Linked DNA regions of Homo sapiens: region 1 is linked to region 2. A link is a contact called in ENCODE POLR2A ChIA-PET data. All regions are on one chromosome and are shown on one strand. Each heading gives the region's core, a stretch centred on a gene start or an enhancer-like site at or near the end of the contact. The rest is flanking DNA. Distances are from core to core; before and after follow the strand shown.

What was found. ChIA-PET counts read pairs that join two places held with the same protein, here RNA polymerase II (POLR2A).
Region 1: POLR2A ChIA-PET joins it to region 2 with 11 read pairs in WTC11. The contact joins two enhancer-like sites. POLR2A ChIA-PET finds 5 or more read pairs at or near these places in 7 of 52 experiments (B cell, H1, PC-9 and 4 more).

Annotation. Positions count from the first base shown.
Region 1 is chr9:33,942,859-33,948,823 of GRCh38, forward strand. UBAP2 (ubiquitin associated protein 2) reads right to left here. Exons shown (of 29, transcript NM_001370062.2): 13 at 5,516-5,729; 14 at 1,507-1,781; 15 at 562-731. Among named protein-coding and RNA genes, the nearest start is that of SNORD121A, 7.0 kb to the right of the region's middle. Within about 2 kb of position 4,398, at least 3 of the 41 ENCODE cell types and tissues checked have a DNase peak (open chromatin) inside an H3K27ac peak, as active enhancers do.
Region 2 is chr9:33,839,478-33,845,928 of GRCh38, forward strand. The region is part of intron 1 of UBE2R2 (ubiquitin conjugating enzyme E2 R2); the gene reads left to right. Among named protein-coding and RNA genes, the nearest start is that of UBE2R2-AS1, 24 kb to the left of the region's middle. RefSeq lists silencers at 4,132-4,191, 4,232-4,311. Within about 2 kb of position 3,479, at least 7 of the 41 ENCODE cell types and tissues checked have a DNase peak (open chromatin) inside an H3K27ac peak, as active enhancers do.

The sequences.
Region 1 (5,965 bases), core at 3,148-5,647, 100 kb after region 2:
GTCAAATGCTACAGCCACAGTGGAAACAGTATGGGAGTTTCCTGAATGGTTAAGTTACCATATGACTCAGCAACTCTACTCCTGGGATATACATCCCAAAGAACTGAAAGCATGCAAAACTTGAAACCAAATGTCCATAGCAGCATCATTCACTATAGTCAAAAAGAGCAAACAACCCAAATGTCCACCAACTAATGAATGAATAAAATGTGGTATTATCAACACAATGAAATATTTGGCAATAAAAATGATACATTAAACATGGGTGTACCTCGAAAACTTACACTAAGTGAAAGATCAGACATAAAAGGCCACATATTCCAAGATTCCAGTTATATGAAATGTCCAGGTAGGCAAATCCAGAGACAGATTATTGGTTGCTAAGGGGCAGGGCAATGAAGAAACTGAGACTGTCTGCTACAGGTATGGGGTTTCTTATGGAGATGATGGAAGGTCTGGATAAACACTGAGGATAGCTATTACCACAGGATGTATTCTTTTCCACCAGTTGATCTCTCTTAGGGTCTATTTTGCTTCATAACAAAGGACTAAATTCAGTACCTTAAAGACTTCGAATACAAGCTGATGGGAATCTGATTACTATTTTCACTGCTTGGAGCTGATCCAAATTCAGAGAGAGAAGGTTCTGACCCAAATTCCAGAGCCCCAAACTGCACATTTAATCCTGTGACATCTGCTGAACCAGGCATTTCCACTGCAGAAGCTGGGATCTGAAAAAGCAAAGCTGTCGTGTCAGGAACAGAGGTCACAGATTCCAGGTCACAAAGGCCTATAACAGAGCCAAACAAGCATTTAGGTTCCCAGGCAATACTGGCAAGAAGAAGGAGTGAGAAACAAGGAGAAAATAGGCTAAGACTTTTCTAAAAAGAGAAAGAAAAAAAACAAGCTAAGAAAAATTAAAAGTTGGCTGGGCATGGTGGCTCATGCCTGTAATCCCAGGACTTTGGGAGGCCAAGACAGGAGGATCATTTGCACCCAGGAGTTCAAGACCAGCCTGGACAACACGGCGAGACCCTGTCTCATTTAAAAAAAAAAAGGAGAAATTAAAAGTTAAACAGGAATGGTTGGCATTAATATCACCACCTGCATCTAAGAGCAATGCGGGGGAGTTGTGATGGTGGGTGGGAAGTGAACACTGAGCTGACTACTCTATTTTTGGGGACTCACCAATGATGAAAGTATCACCTGGTCAAGGAACCATGCATCCTCCAACTATGGGATACAGCAAAACCCTCAAGAACAACAGTTCTCTGAGCCAGATCTTCAAATCTGTACTTGAAATAAGGATCTGTGGCTCTCAGCACAAACCCATTCCCTCTAATACTAGTCTGGTCACTCAGAAATGGCCATATCCTTATTATGCAATCAATAAGCTATGTGCTTGAAAAACACTGTACCCCAGTTTCCAAAACTTAGTATCCCACTAGAGCTGAATGTAAAAATAATTCCAGCTTTAGGACGGTGACTTCATGATGAAATGCCCACCTTAGAAGCTGGGGGTATCCGCCGCTTAGCAAGTTTGATGTGTTTGGGCTGTGGCTGGTGGACAGACACAGAGATATTTTCAATGGTCGTGCTGGGAAGCTGCAAAAGCTTGTTCACAGTGGAGGGACTGTCTCCAGGTGTTGATTCTCGAAGTTTTGCCTGGGAAGGAAAGGACTCCAAACCAGGAGGAGGAACAGTGACTGCCTGGCTCTGGTGCTGTTGTCGCTGGCTCAACTGGCTAAGAACTGGGGATGGCTCAGGTTGAGATTTGAAGTCTAAAAAAAGTAAGCAGCAATTAATGAGGCATAATGGCTTCACAATGTTCTTCAATAGAACATGAAGTGTTCTATTACCACCAATTTCTCCAAATCATTTCCAGTTGAATTTCTTAGGTTTTACACACACTATGTGTAACACTTCATTTATGATAAACGGGAAAAGTTCCTAAATGGGTACACACCTTGTTTCCTATCCAGAGAGATTTGGTTTATGTTTAAGCATAGGGAGTGATGAACTCGTGAGAACAATATTATGGTGCTATACACACCTGACCATTAGCTAACAGAGAATCATACTTTTATTATTTTATGGATTTTCTACATAACTGTTAAAAATTTGAGCCAGGCACAGTCACTCATGCCTATAATGCCAGCACTTTGGGAGGCTGAGGTGGGAGGATTGCTTTAGCCCAGGAGTACAAGGCTGCAGTGAGCTATGATTGCACCACTGCATTCCAGCCTGGATGACAAAACAAGACCATGTCTTCATCCAAAAATTAAAAAAAAAAAAACTTATTAAGTTTTTGGACTAATTGATATATATATATATATGATGTTACAAAATCCAAAAGATGGCTGGGCGCAGTGGCTCACGCCTGTAATCCCAACACTTTGGGAGGCCGAGGCAGGCAGATCACGAAGTCAGGAGATCAAGACCATCCTGGCTAACATGGTGAAACCCCATCTCTACTAAAAATACAAAAAAATTAGCCGGGTGTGGTGGTGGGCACCTGTAGTCCCAGCTACTCGGGAGGCTGAGGCAGGCCCTATGACGTGAACCCGGGAGGCGGAGCTTGCAGTGAGCTGAGATGGCGCCACTGCACTCCAGCCTGGGTGACAGACTGGGTGACAAACAAACAAACAAAAAACAAAATCCAATAGATACAAGAATATGTATGACGAATATTATGTTTCTCTTCCACACCACTCTCCCATACTTGCTCCACAAAGGCAAACACTGTACCCGGTTTTCCTGAATGTCTCTTTCAGAGATACTATATCACAATATATATAGACAGACAGACAGACAGACATATATATACACACACTATATACCTTACTGTCTCACAAATCATTTAATTTCCATTGAGTGTCTCACATTAATGTTCAAAGAGCTACTTCATACTCATTTTGGTGACTACACAGAAATCTAGTACACATAGGTATCATTTTATAAAACCAGTACTATATTAATGGACTTTTAGGTCAAATCTTATGCTATTAAAAGCAATGCACTAATGAATACATTTGTATGTAAGATATTTTGTGCAAGTACAAGTATACCTGTAGGATCAACTGGTAGGATAAAGTTGCCCCTTCACAGGGTAAATATATTTTGAATTTTGATAAATATTATAAAATTACTGTCCACAGATAGAACACATCCTTTTTAACACACTCTAATATCAAACACTTTTGAATCTCCTGGTTTAATTGGTGGAAAATGGTATTAAAAAATACAAACTAAAATGATACAAATGTGCTAAGTATCATTTCATATACTTAAGTGTTCTTTACTTATAGACTGTTCTTATCTCTTTAGCCAGTTTTTTAACCTGTTTGTTGATCTGCTTTATTTTTACTCTTTTTATATTAAGGAAATTAACTCTTTTTGTCTATGATACAAATTTTGAGTATTTTTTTCATTGTTTGTCTGCCTAATTTGGTGTTTTCTGCCATACCCAGAAAGGTCTCCCTCACACAGAACAACAAAAAAATTCTCCTGTGTTTTCTCTATTATAGTTCTAGATTCACTATTTATGTTTAACTATCTGACCCACTGGCATTTTGGCATAGAGATCCAACTTCATTTTTCAAACGGTTTTAATAAAGCGTTTTTTCACTACTGATTTGAAAAGCCAGTTCTACCATATGGGACAGAGGTTGGCCCTCTTTTTCTCTATGGGGCCAGATAGTACAACAACCTAATATTTTAGCCTTTGTGTCTCATCACGTTGCCCAGGCTGGTCTCGAACTCCTGCTCAAGCAATCCTCCTCCTTCTGCCTCCCCAAGTGCTGGGATTACATGAGCCACTGTGCCCAGCTAGCTGAGTGTCAACAGAATTTAATTTAAAAAAAAACAAATGGCAGAGCTGGTTTAGGCGCATTCATTTTTGAACTTGGTATTATAGGCATGCACCAAACACACAGGTTTTATAAAGAATATGGGAATAGCATGGTTCTATCTAAAAAGTCCTATCACTCACTAGTTATGTGTGCAGAAAAAGTTAATATAGGGACCTACAATTCCTCTCAAAAAGGCCTGCTTGATGACTGGACCTTGGCTAATGTCTGAGAATTTGGACTGCTGGTATGTACTTGGCAAAGGGTGCCAACACACTAACCTATTAAGAGTGGCTCACTGTGCTAAGAATGTCTGTATAAACAATGTGGTTTATGCTCAACATCTGCTTTCCTTCTAGGAATCTGTAATTTTGCTATGTGCTATAGCAAAAAATGTAGGCACAGGGTACCTACATTTCTTGCCCCAGCAAAAACTTTGGGCACTGAGTCTCTAATGATTTCCCTTGGTAGACATCGCTTCAAACCCCGGAGTGGTCTCATGTACTTCCAACACAGTAAGTCATTTCACAGAACAGAGGAATATGCTTCCCTGTCTCTCTATATGCCCTAACCATAAACCAGCCCACATGGCCAGCTCCACAATGAATGAAATCCCCTGCTATTCCTTAATACAGTGTGGCATGTGAGTGCTGGTGGGGAATGGTGGCTTAATGTCACAATTTCTGTGGGAGTTTAGTTTAGAAAACATCCAGTCTACACATGGGACCTTTACAATACAAACCACGGAATGTAAAGGTTGATGAAATCATAGTTGATACTTCAAAATGTTAGAATGAGAAAGCATGAGAGTGTGATAGTTAAAATACTGTCCAGGCCGGGCGTGGTGGCTCACACCTGTGATCTCAGCACTTTTGGAGGCCGAGGTGGGCAGATCACCTTAGTCCAGGAGTTCCAGACCAGCCTGGGCAACATGGCAAACCCCTGTCACATTAAAAAAATACAAAAAAATCAGCCAGGAGTGACGGCATGTGCCTATAGTCCCACCTACTAGAGAGGCTGAGGTGGGAGGATGGACTGAGCCTGGGAGGTCAAGATGGCAGTGACGCGTTACTGTGCCACTGTACTCCAGCCTGTGCAACAGAGCAAGATCCTGACTCAAAAAAAAAAAAAATAAAATAATAGAGTAAAATATTGTCTAGGCTGGATACAGTGGTGCACATCTATAATCCCAGTTACTCAGAAGGCTGAGATTAAAAGACTGCTTGAGGCCAGGAGGTGGAGATCAGCCTACGCAGCACAGGAAGACCCCATCTCAAAAAAAAAAAAAAAAAAAAAAGTCTTAAAATGTTTTCCACATTCTATGTTCTATCACCACCCTCTTCTAAGAGAGCTCAGAAAATTCTGTCCATGCATTTACACAAAGTGTTAGATGTTCATATTTGCATGCTTTTACCATACTTTTCAAGGCATGTACTACCACCACAATTACTACCAACAATAATGAAACTATCAAGAACAACAACAAAAACAAATAAATGCAAGTATTGTATAACAAAGGAAGACTGATTTAACTGAGAAACTGCAAGAGTTCTACTAAAAAGAAACATCTCTGGACAAATTCCACATTAGTCTTCACAAGTCAACACACTCTGCCAAAGCTTGAAACGTCCTCAGTAGGGGCAAACCCACAAACAATGTATACCTACCAAGATGACTGAGGACTGAGGACTGGGATGTTGGGGGCTTGAGGTCCCAAGAAGTAGTAGTTGTAGGGTGACTTGTACTATTCTGCTGTGTACTTGGGGTGGTGGTAAACTGGCCCAAACTCGGAGCTTTCAACTGGTCCAAAATCTGGGAGCTGGTGATGTTTGCCATTTTTGGTGGTGCAAGCTCTCCAAATCCTGAGCCAAGGACGGATGACTTTAAAAGGGGGATAAAAGAACAAATCCTCAACAATACAGAATTTCTGCCCAAGGCTTTAAAACATATCAAGTATTTTCACAAGTATGTTAAAACCTATAATCTAAAACATATGAATTACTAAAATATAACTTAGAAAATACTACATGAAAATATTACTATGCAATGAAAACTGACTAAATAAATGCAGCTATCCTTCCTCATTCTGACATAAGAAGTTAAAGGGAAGGGAAATA
Region 2 (6,451 bases), core at 2,229-4,728:
TCCACCCGCCTCAGCCTTCCAAAGTGCTGGGAGTACAGGTGTGAGCCACCGTGCTGGGCCTGAGATTAGTGTTCTTATGACAGAGGCCCCAGAGAGCTAGCTAGTCCTTTTCACTACTTGAGAATGCAGCAAGAAGGCATCGTATATGAAGAATGGGCCCTTACTAGACTCCAGATTTGTTGGTGTCTTGGTCTTCCCAGTCTCCAGAACTGTGAGAAATAAATTACTGTTGTTTAAGCTAGGAGTGGTGGCTCATGCCTATAATCCTAGCACTTTGGGAGGCTGAGGTGGGAAGATTGCTTGAGATCAGGAGTTTAAGACCAGCCTGGGCAACATAGCAAGATTCTGTCTCTACAAAAAAATCTAATAAGTTAGCCAAGTGTGGTGGTCTACCTGTAATCTTAGCTACTTGGGAGGCTGAGGTTGGAGGATTGCTTGAGCACAGAAGTTTGAGGCTGCAGTGAGCTATGATTGTGCCATTGTACTCCAATCTGGGTGACAGAGTGAGACCCTGACTCTTAAAAAAAAAAAATTCTGTTGTTTATAAGCCACCCAGTTTATGACTTTTGGTATAGCAGCTTGAATGAACTAAGTAGGTATGTTTTCTAAGTTGCTTTTAATATTTGTATGTAAAATTAGCAGAAAACGTCTCTTTCACAAACATACAGATAGTGCTTTTTCCCCTTTTTCTTTTTTTAAAAAATAAGGCGAATATCCATATCCCCAGTTCAAGAAACAGAACTTTTCAGCCATCCAGGAGCCATCCATGTGTTCCATTTCAGTTGTAACTCACCTCCCAAAAAAGAAAAATAACCACTACTTCACTCTCTCTCAGTCATTTCCTTTTCTTTTATAGTTTTATCACCGTGTACATTCTTAGACATTATATTTTATTTAGTGTTATGATGTCTTTTAAACCACAGTTTATGCCTCTATCCCTTTTTTTTCCTTAGTTTTTATGTTGAAGAACCCAGGGAGAGTTAACCAAAGTTTGAATTTTACTGATTGTACACTCATGTTGCATCTTTCTTCATTCCTTGTATATTTTGCAAATTGGTTACTGAACTCAGAGACTTGGTCAGACTCTGGTTCGGTCTCTTTAGCAATACTGTAGGCAGTGTTGTGTTCTTTCATGGGGAGGCAGAAGTCTGGTTTTCTCTTTTTTTTAAATCATGTCCGCAGTTGTTGGGCTCAGTGCCCAGATCCATTAATTTATCAATGGTTTAAAAATAGTGACATTCTAATTGTGTGGGTTTTTTTAAAATTTTTTGTTGGAATACTTTTATTAAGAGATGCTTCTGCTTACCTGCTGTTCAGTTATCCAGTGGCACAGTTATATAGGAAAGGTAGGATATATACTTGATTCTTTGCCTTTATTTATTCTTTTTTCAAAATAGTGACTTAGTTCCCTATTATTCTCTAAGAGAACCAGCTATTTAATTTAATTTAATTAATTAATTTTTTTGAGATGGAGTTTCACTCTTTCACCCAGGCTGGAGTGAAGTGGGGCCATCGCAACTCACTGCAACCTCTGCCCCCCGGGTTCAAGCAATTCTCCTGCCTCAACCTCTCGAGTAGCTGGAATTATAAGCACCTGCCACCACGCCTGATTTTTTTTTTTTTGAGACGAAGTCTTGCTTTATCCCCCAGGCTGGTGTGCAGTGGTGCGATCTCGGCTCACTGCAACCTCTGCCTCCCGGGTTCAAGCTATTCTGATTCAGCCTCCCGAGTAGCTGGGATTACAGGCGTGTGCCACCATGCCTGGCTAATTTTTGGATTATTAGTAGAGACGGAGTTTCACCATGTTGGCCAGGCTGGTCTCGAACTCCTGACCTCAGGTGTTCCACCTGCCTCGGCCTCCCAAAGTGCTGGGATTACGGGCGTGAGCCACTGCGCCCAGCCTTATGTCTTTGGCCAGTTGGAGCTTCTTCAAGTTGACTCCTGAATGACTTGGTCTACTTCTTGTAGTTTTCGTAGCATCTTTGCTATCTGGTATGACCAGGTGTTGCAGGCTTATCTTTTACAGTTTCTACCCCAGATTTATAACCTATTATTTCTTCAACAAGCCCTGGTTTTAGTGGCAGAGGTATTTAGGGCGCCTAATATGGACCTTAGAGATTATTGCTGCTGTGAGTTGTCATTGTTTCTAGGACAGAGTTATGGGTGATATATATGTATATGTGTATATCTGTACACATGCTTTTTTATAAAACTTAACCACTTCTGTATTATAATACATCGGTGTATATTTTTCCATGTTAAAAATTCTGGTTCTCAAGGATAGGGAATAATGAACTAGAATATCCTCATTATTAATTACTCGCTTGTTTTCTCGTATATTACACAGTAGTCTCAGAATAGCAATACTAATAATACCATAACCAATGTGATTGCTGAGAATAGTTGCATAAATTGTTTCATGTATGCTGTCCTCATCACCCCCCGACATCATCATATCTGTATTATATCTATCTTGTCAGATTATTCATTACATGCAATATTCTCTTTCAACCTTAATTTGTTTTTATTCTGTAAGTAATTATATAGTTCAGTGGCTGGCATTCTTTTTCTGTAAAAGGCCAGGTAGCAGATGTTTTAATTTTTGCAGGCCCGGAGGCAAAATTAAAGATACTATATTTAGGGTGGGCAAAGTGGCTCATACTTGTAATCCCAGCACTTTGGAAGGCCGAGGTCAGAGGATCACTTGAGCCCAGGAATTCTCCACCAGCCTGAGTGACATAGTGAGACCTTGTTTCCACAAAAATAAAAAAAAATTAGCTGGGCATGGTGGTGCACACCTGTAGTCCCAGATACGCGGAAGGCTGAGGTAGGAGGATCACCTGAGCCTGGGAGGTTGCGGCTGCAGTGAGCCTTATGGCACTGCACTCCAGCCTGGGGTGACAGATTTATATTACAAGAGAGAAGATAAATTTCCACCAATTTGTATTGACAAAATTCAAATAAAAATAATTGAAATTTTTTTTTTGGTAATGCAGGTCTCATTAAGAATTGAATTAATTTTGGAGGGATGGATAATTGCATCACTTAATAAGGTTATTGTTTTCATTAAAATGGATTGCTCATGTTGATCTCGAATGAGATTTCCTCTTTGAAAATGTCTTCATACAGATTGGTACTGCTAAATGCAGATACTAGTACATGGGCATATGATTTTCATTGTGATATTTATTGCTTGGGAGGGAGTATATAGAATTCTGTTAGATTCTTCTCTTGATATTTGCTTTTTAGCATGCCATTGTAGTGTAGATTAATCACTTCCAATTAAAGAGTACGTGGAAGCGCTACAATTGCACAGTTAACTGGATTTTGATGTATATAAATTTCCTTTTGTACTTGGCTGAAGGTCTGAAAAACACTGCTGAAGCTGCAATTTGAGCTCAGGAAATATATTCTAGCCACATGCCATGACACATGCCTGTAGTTCCAGCTACTTGGAAGGCTGAGGTGGGAGGATGGCTTGAGCCCAGGCTGTGATCGTGCTACTGCATGGCAGCCTGAGTGACAGTTGTGAGACCGTGTTTACAAAAAAAAAAAAACAGACCACTTTTTTTTTTTTTTTTTTTTTTTAAGACAGAGTCTTGCTCTGTCGCCCAGGCTGGAGTGCAGTGGCACGATCTTGGCTCACTGCAACCTCCACCTCCTGGGGGTGAAGCGATTCTTCTGCCTCAGCCTCCCAAATAGCTGGGATTACAGACATGCGCCATCCCGCCCAGCTAATTTTTGTATTTTTAGTAGAGATGGGGTTTCACCATGTTGGCCAGGCTGGTCTCGAACTCCTAACCTCAGGTGGTTTGCCCACCTTGGGCTTGCAAAGTGCTGGGATTACAGGTGTGAGCCACCATGCCCAGGCAAGCAGACCTCTTTTTAAAAAAAAAATCACTCAACTTACTTCATTAGTAGTAATGCAGCAAGTAGAAAAAAAGGAAAATACATTCATAGCAAATTTGTCTGGAAATGGAGGTTTTACTTCTTGTTTTAACTTTTTTGTTTTTTTTTTTGAGATGGAGTCTGGCTATGTCTCCCAGGCTAGAGGGAAGTGGCATGATCTCAGCTCACTGCAACCTCTGCCTCCTGGGTTTGAGCGATCCTCCTGCCTCAGCCCCCCTAGTAGCTGGGATTATAGGCTCGCGCCACCACACCTGGCTAATTTTAGTATTTTTGGTAGAGATGGGGTTTCACCATGTTGTCCAGGCTGATCTTGAACTCCTGACCTCAAATGATCTGCCTTGGCCTCTCAGAGTGCTGGGATTACAGGCGTGAGCCACTGCGCCCAGCCTACTTCTTGTTTTAACTTTTGTTTAAGACAGGAAGTTTATAGAGATGTTTGACATTACTTATAATTCAGACAACCTTTGTTTTCATCCAAATATTTTGGGTTTTACCACTGCATAAGTTTTGTACATAAGTGCTATTTGTCATATAATTTTAGTTTAAAAATCTATTAAGAGGTATTATCAACCTTGCAGTAAAAAAGCTGATTTCCAAGGCCATTTAGTATTCTATAATGATAGTTGAGGTTACTTCTTCAGAAAAATTTGTCTTGATCCCAAGCTCAAAAAATTGCAGTTAAAACATCACTGCCATCAGTACCTGCTGATGAATAATACAGTGAGTAACCATAAGCTTGAAACACTTTATTACATTTTATATTTTCATAAGTTTTATTAATTTGTCCAATTAATAAGCCTTTTTCTGTTCCACACACACATATATATAAGTATTTTTGAGAGAGTTTCACTCTTGTCGCCCAGGCTGGAGTGCAGTGGCGCGATCTCCGCTGACTGCAACCTTCGCCTCCCGGGTTCAAGCGATTCTTCTGCCTCAGCCTCCCCAGTAGCTGGGATTACAGGTGTGCGCCACCATGCCCAGCTGATTTTGTATTTTCAGTAGAGACAGGTCTTCACCATGTTGGTCAGGCTGGTCTCGAACTCCTGACTTCAGATGATCCGCCCGACTCAGCCTCCCAAAGTGCTGGGATTACAGGCGTGAGCCACCACGCCTAGCTGTCCCACATCTATTTTTTTTTTTTTTTTTTTTTTTTACCATCAGTTGTAATGTTTCTTTAGCAGATTCCATTTAAGGTTGAACTGAATTAGTGTTTATTCAAGTTTGAAAATATTCTTGGTGGTGTTGTTCCAAACATTCATTAGAGAGGCTAATTATTCAGTCACTTCGAAGTCTGTATTGACTGCTCAAATAAACAACTGAGCTGTATCAGTAACATATGTTGAGTCCTCTAGAGCCAAGGAAAACCACTCAAAATCATTTGCCTTTTTTTTTCTTTTTCTGAGACAGTCTTGCTCTGTGGCCCAGGCTGGAGTGTAGTGGTGTGATCTTGGCTCACTGCAACTTCCACCTCCCGGGTTCAAGCGATTCTCTTGCCTCACCCTCCGGAGTAGCTGGGATTACAGGCGTGTGCCACCACGCCTGGATAATTTTTTTGTATTGTTAGTAGAGACGGGGTTTCACCATGTTGGTCAGGCTGGTCTTGAACTCCTGACCTCAAATGATCCGCCTGCCTCGACCTTCCAAAGTGCTGAGATTATAGGTGTGAGCCACCAAGCCCTGCCTTCATTGCCTTGGTTTTTAATCAACTGTTGATGTTGCTTACAGTATCCTCAGCTTGCTGAGCAACTGTTCTCACCAAAAAGCTAATAATCTTATTTCCTCTGGACACATTCCTTTTTTTCTTTTTTGTTTTTGAGACGGAGTTTCACTCTTGTTGCCCAGGCTGGAGTGCAGTGGCACAATCTTTTTTTTTTTTTTTAGACGGAGTCTTGCTCTGTCACCCAGGCTGGAGTTCAGTGGCACGATCTTGGCTCACTGCAAGCTCCGCCTCCCGGGTTCACGCCATTCTCCTGCCTCAGCCTCCCGAGTAGCTGTGACTACAGGCGCCCGCCACCACACCCGGCTCATTTTTTCTATTTTTTTAGTAGAGACGGGGTTTCACTGTGTTAGCCAGAATGATCTTGATCTCCTGACCTCGTGATCTGCCCACCTCGGCCTCCCAAAGTGCTGGGATTATAGGCGTGAGCCACCGCACCCAGCTTGGCCTGGATACATTTCTTTGACTGGTATAATCAAACATGATTTAATGAACTAATCATTAGTAAGTGGTTCTTGATAGGCTAACAAATGAGCCATCCACCTAATTTAGTTGCTGTTTTATTTTCATTATTTTATGAAGAAATTCTACTGTGATAAGATACTTCATTTAGAATTTTCTAGGCCGGGTACAGTAGCTCACGCCTGTAATCCCAGCACTTTGGGAGGCTGAGTCGGGCAGATCATCTGAGGTCAGGAGTTCGAGACCAGCCTGGCCAACATGGCGAAACTCTGTCTCTACTAAAAATACAAAAATTGGCTGGGCGCGGTGGCTCACGCCTGTAATTCCAGCACTTTGGGAGGCCGAGGTGGGCGGATCACGAGG